Linked DNA regions of Mus musculus: region 2 is linked to region 1. The links are chromatin contacts, found by Hi-C in ENCODE. All regions are on one chromosome and are shown on one strand. The core of a region is the stretch at or near the end of the contact, and the rest is flanking DNA. Distances in the headings are between cores, read along the strand shown.

The links. Hi-C counts contacts between places; a loop is a spot of excess contacts on that map.
Region 2: a loop to region 1 is called in a map of T-helper 17 cell, with 2.6 times the contacts of the local background. The contact joins the enhancer-like site here to the promoter of Il2 in region 1. A Hi-C loop is called at or near these places in 3 of 37 maps with a recorded cell type or tissue (T-helper 17 cell and T-helper 2 cell).

What each region holds. Positions count from the first base shown.
Region 1 is chr3:37,124,456-37,127,371 of GRCm38, reverse strand. Il2 (interleukin 2) reads left to right here and starts at 1,418. Exons shown (of 4, transcript NM_008366.3): 1 at 1,418-1,654; 2 at 1,754-1,813. The coding sequence starts at 1,466.
Region 2 is chr3:37,202,672-37,205,587 of GRCm38, reverse strand. No RefSeq gene overlaps it. Among named protein-coding and RNA genes, the nearest start is that of Gm36168, 20 kb to the left of the region's middle. Within about 2 kb of position 1,412, at least 1 of the 3 ENCODE cell types and tissues checked has a DNase peak (open chromatin) inside an H3K27ac peak, as active enhancers do.

The DNA of each region.
Region 1 (2,916 bases), core at 169-2,668:
TTCTCCCTTTCTATGTACCCCAGGATGTTTTAGATGGTAGATAAATGTCTGCATAAAGACTAGACCAGTACAAGTTATTAGAAATGGGGACACCACAGGCAAGCTCCCTAAGAAAGACCCCGTCTCTACCAGTTGATTTGGAACTATGTTCCTACTCCATCACGCAGCCAGTGTACTACACGGAGGATAAGGAATCCAATGTATCCTATTCAGGTGACCCACTGAGAACACGTGGGATAGTCCCTAGCTATTACTCTCAGAGTGCCCAGGTACTTTTAGGATAAACCCAAATCTACTGAATTAGGGGGAAGAAGGTTGGCAAGATGGCTCAGTGGTAAAGGCTAGGTAGAGGCTAGTAGCAGAGGTAGGCACACAGACTGGATGACTTTTGTGTTTAGATTTCTGAGTCACACAAGGTGACAGGAGAGAAGTTACTAGCAAGAGTTGGTCTCTGACCTCCACAGGTGTACTGTGGCACACACACACACACACACTCATAATACATGTGCACAAATGCATGTACACATACATACACACATGCATACATGCACACACACACACTCATATACACACGCACATAAACATGCTCACACACACATACATGTGCACGCACATGCACATACTCATACACACATGAACACATGTGTGTGTACACACGTGAAAATATTTTTTAAAAATGAAAGTGCAACTAGAGACATATAAAATAACACCAACATCCTTAGATGCAACCCTTCCTGAGAATTTGTTGGACATCATACTCTTTTTAAAAAGCATAATAAACATCAAGACACTTACACAAAATATGTTAAATTAAATTTAAAACAACAACGACAAAATAGTACCTCAAGCTCAACAAGCATTTTAGGTGTCCTTAGCTTACTATTTCTCTGGCTAACTGTATGAAGCCATCTATCACCCTGTGTGCAATTAGCTCATTGTGTAGATAAGAAGGTAAAACCATCTTGAAACAGGAAACCAATATCCTTCCTGTCTAATCAACAAATCTAAAAGATTTATTCTTTTCATCTATCTCCTCTTGCGTTTGTCCACCACAACAGGCTGCTTACAGGTTCAGGATGGTTTTGACAAAGAGAACATTTTCATGAGTTACTTTTGTGTCTCCACCCCAAAGAGGAAAATTTGTTTCATACAGAAGGCGTTCATTGTATGAATTAAAACTGCCACCTAAGTGTGGGCTAACCCGACCAAGAGGGATTTCACCTAAATCCATTCAGTCAGTGTATGGGGGTTTAAAGAAATTCCAGAGAGTCATCAGAAGAGGAAAAACAAAGGTAATGCTTTCTGCCACACAGGTAGACTCTTTGAAAATATGTGTAATATGTAAAACATCGTGACACCCCCATATTATTTTTCCAGCATTAACAGTATAAATTGCCTCCCATGCTGAAGAGCTGCCTATCACCCTTGCTAATCACTCCTCACAGTGACCTCAAGTCCTGCAGGCATGTACAGCATGCAGCTCGCATCCTGTGTCACATTGACACTTGTGCTCCTTGTCAACAGCGCACCCACTTCAAGCTCCACTTCAAGCTCTACAGCGGAAGCACAGCAGCAGCAGCAGCAGCAGCAGCAGCAGCAGCAGCACCTGGAGCAGCTGTTGATGGACCTACAGGAGCTCCTGAGCAGGATGGAGGTAAGTGCACAGCCATCCCATCTATAGGCAATACCTTTAGCTTTCTTGCCAAAGGCTGTGTTTAATAACCTTTAATAATAATGTGTTACGCTTTCTCAGAATTACAGGAACCTGAAACTCCCCAGGATGCTCACCTTCAAATTTTACTTGCCCAAGCAGGTGAGTGAGTTTCTGTGTTTAACTGGTGCTCTAATGAATTCAAAGTAACATACATGTGTATAACGTGTAAATAACATGTGACCAGATGAATAGTACCTCATCTGAAGAAAATAAGTTTCTCTGATATCTCTCTGTAAAAAAATCTTGACAATGGTACTTCTTTTAAATGGTTTTCTTTACATTTTTCCTGTGTATTTATGTGTTGGGAAAGGGAATGAGAAGAAAATGCAAGATGATTGCATTTTGATGCTGGGATAATTTAAAGACTGTTGATTTCTGTTTTATGCTTGTCCTACAGATATTTGAGAGAGGTGCATTATTTCAGCTTCTTAAATGTAAAAATTGACTTGAGAGGGTCTCATTTTACACACACTTTACTGTTTTAAGAATGATTCCTATGACTGCATTTTTGAGGAGCAGCATAACCAATGTTAAGATTCTAGGGCCAATGATCTGCAGTGGAGTCCAGCCCTGCTAGGGCCTAGCTCTCATGGCCTCAGGAAGTTGTCTATGCTCATTCACCCACTTACATAAATGATCATTGCTATGCTTATCACTTGTCAGGTTTCAGAACAGTGTCTGGCCAACAGCACATAAACACACTATTAGTGCTAGAGAAGAAGTCCGAGATGTATAAAACAATTTTGGATTTATACAGTCTCTTTTAACTAGTGGAACTAGAGAGCTGTAATATTACTACATGATACTATCTCTCAATATTGAAAGGTTTTTTGGTCTCCTTTGGAGGCAGAATGTTGTGTGATACAAAACAGCTTACACAAGCTCTTAGAACTCCAGCAAGGGTAGAAATTTGCTCTAGTCCCGAAAGTCAAAAGAGAATGGATAACTTTGGTCCTAGAAAGAGCTTGTCCCAAGTAAATCCAAGCCTAGAGCAAAATGGGATCTAAGGGGACAAAGAGGCAGCTGTTGACCCATTCCTATTGAGTCAGGGGAACTTTGCCTCTAGCTGTTCTACAGGAGATGAAAAAGAAAGGCCCCAGTTGCTCTTCCAGCTTAATTACAGTCACATAATGTTCAGCTCCCACAGTAACAAACTGGAGAGTTCTGTGAGGGAAGGAGCTCCACACTGAATACCCAAGACA
Region 2 (2,916 bases), core at 163-2,662, 78 kb before region 1:
ACAGTGGCAATCTATGAAGCATCTCTAGTGGCTCGGAGGCCCCTTGCAATAAGAGAGAACTTGCCCAAATGTGATTTCGCTGTTGTAAATTCTGCCCCAATTATAGCCTGACTTCCTCCCTCTCAGGAAGCATTTCATAAGCATCGAGGCATTCTGTCTGATAAAGTCGTTCTTTGCCCACATGAAAGGACTCTGCTCTCTGTGGAGAAATCTCAAGCCTGCTGAAGAGCAGTTGTCTGGGGCGACGACCACAGCTTGTGTGTTTGGTTGGGCTACGGGTCCAAGAGCTGCCTTTCTTCCTAACTCTGTCACTTCATAAATCACAACAGGACTCTTGGGTTTCCAGAGCAAAATGTGGGGTAGAGAGCCCTGGGGTTCTGCTGGGGACCCCAGAAACCACAGGCTGCTTACAGAGCAAAGCCCCAGTGTATCTGAGCACCCAGCGCTCCTTGGACCTCATCTCAGAACAGGAAAGTGTTGACTGAAAATGTGTCTGGGGAAGGGTCGATCCTGCTCACTGACACAATCTGGTCCGTACCAGGTATCTATCACCGCCTTCAAACAAGGATATATTTGTAGTATCTGATTTATTTTCAGGGTTGTAGTTTTAGTAAAATTTTATTAAGAAGTAATACGGCATCCAAAAGCTAGTTTGCACTCAATAGTTACCTTCCTAGTTCTGATGTCTTTCTAGATTTTGAAGAATATTAATGCATTTGCACAAAACATTATTTTTCACTCCTGAAACTGGATCACTGACACGTTGCAGTATTTGTGCCCTCCAGGAGAGGTCTCCCCTGACAGTGACAGGCACTTGCTCCCAGGGAGAACCCAGTACACATGAGATGCTTTCCAACTTTGTATTTATGAGTCCAGTTACTTCGATAAACTGTGCTTGGAATACTATGCCCAAATCAGACGTTCTCCTCTTGCTCTCAGTGACGCGAATAACACAATCCCCTGTGTTTGTAGATTTCTCTTAGCAGAGGAGGAAACTTGAAAGAAGTGTCCCAAAGTCCCCTCCCAGCTTCTACTCCTTCAGAAATATTTCTGGTCTTCTTTTGTTCTTTCAAATGTCCCTTTGGACGAGATGTTCACTGAAGCGTTATGTGCCTCACTGGAGACTGATGTACATCGCTAACAACGACAGAACCTCCTTTGGGAGCGTCCAGGACGACTGGGCAAGGTAAACCGTTCCAGGAAGGCGCTCCTTTCCTGCGGGCTCCTGAGGTCTGTGCCATGTATCTTTGGTTACGCTGCTCAGATCTGATGAGGAGAGAAAGGGTCAGGGTGGGGCAGCAGCAGCTGCCGCCTCTCACAGGGCCACAAAGCAAAGAACAGGAAGCTCTGGCAGGGCAGGGTTCCCCACAAGCTCCTTGAAGGCTGGCAGCTCCTCTTTGGAGCCCGACTTCCCTTCATCGCTGTCTCCTTTACTTCCTCTTTCTACCAAAACACTAACGACATTTTACCACAAGGGGGCAGTGCAGGGGAAGAAACCAATCATCTGACTTGGTGCGTCCTTAGGGAAATTATTCTGTCAGGAGCTTGATCTTTTCTGTCCTCCTTCCTCCCTCCTTACAGATAATTCTATATTCAAGCCAGAGTTTCCATGAAGAAGTCGTCAGTCCCACAGCTTACCTAACAGGGTCCTGCGACATGCGTTCTGAAATAGGCTTGCATTTGATTAAGATTGATTGATTTGATTTGCCTCTTTTGGATACAAGACATAAAGCAATTATGATTATGAGGTATTTTTTAGAATTATCTGTTTCAGGCACTATTGTAAGGATATGCAGAGTAAGGAGGCCTCTGAATGTAAAATCCATTCTCTGTATACATATATATCATTTGACCAAGTCCCCCAGTTAGTGGGAGTTAGACCCCCTAAGTTGGCACAGCTGGGTGTTTCCTGAGGACTTTAGCTATAGGATATGGAGGTGACATTATGATCTCTAAGTGGCTGGCTTATGACAGGGGCTAGACTTTCGCACTGGTTGTAAATGTCTTATTGTTCCAATTGTGCTGGCAAAGAGAATACGTTATGACCACAGCTCAGCCATAAAAGCAAACTGTCACTATTACTTAGACCTTAAGGAGCACTACGGGGGCTCCCTGGGAATTTATAGAAAATGGATAAAATCAGGTTTGCAAGGCTATTTTTAGATAAGAAGGCGCCAGGAGCAACTAAGGATCTGGCCTTTGTTCTACCGAAAGAAGCCTGGATAGACTGACCAAGGACCTCACCAGGGAGGAATCCCCAGAAAAGCAACAGGAAATATTTGAAAGACACAGCAGGGTTGCTTGGATGCCCTAGTAGAGCAGGGTTTCCCTAGTATCTAATCCGCCATCAAAGATTCACTAAAACTGAAAGGAAAGGAAGTGCTTAGAATAGCAGAGGAGTCAGGGAAGGCCAGGTCTGCACAGTTTGCAGAAGGGAGGGAGCGTGCTTCAGCAGGCACTGAGGTTAGTCCTACGCTTATGTGCAGGACCATCCATAAGAGTACATCTCAGCCTGAGGAAAGGACAACACTGAGTACAGAGCTCAATCATCGCCCCCCCCTAGCATTCTGTGAGGAAGTGGATTTTGAGTGTAGCTGGTGTGATTGACAGCCACCGGGCCGTGTCTGGGTCTGGATCCTTTACTATATCACCGGCTCTGGGGATAGGGTGTGCACCCAGAACAAAGTAAAGAAAAGCAGGATTTAGCTCTGCCTCTGAGTGTTGAGTATAATTTGTATTTTTCCTCCCTGCTCATATGGCTCTTGCTCTGGGGCTGTGTCCTGGGTCCCTTCAGCCCAGCTCTACTGTGAGTTCCCAAGGGAGCCTGATATCAGTAGAATGAAGCCATTAGGCAGATAGATTGAGTTTTGCCACCAAAAACTTGGGAATAAGGAGATCCATATATAGTTTAATGGC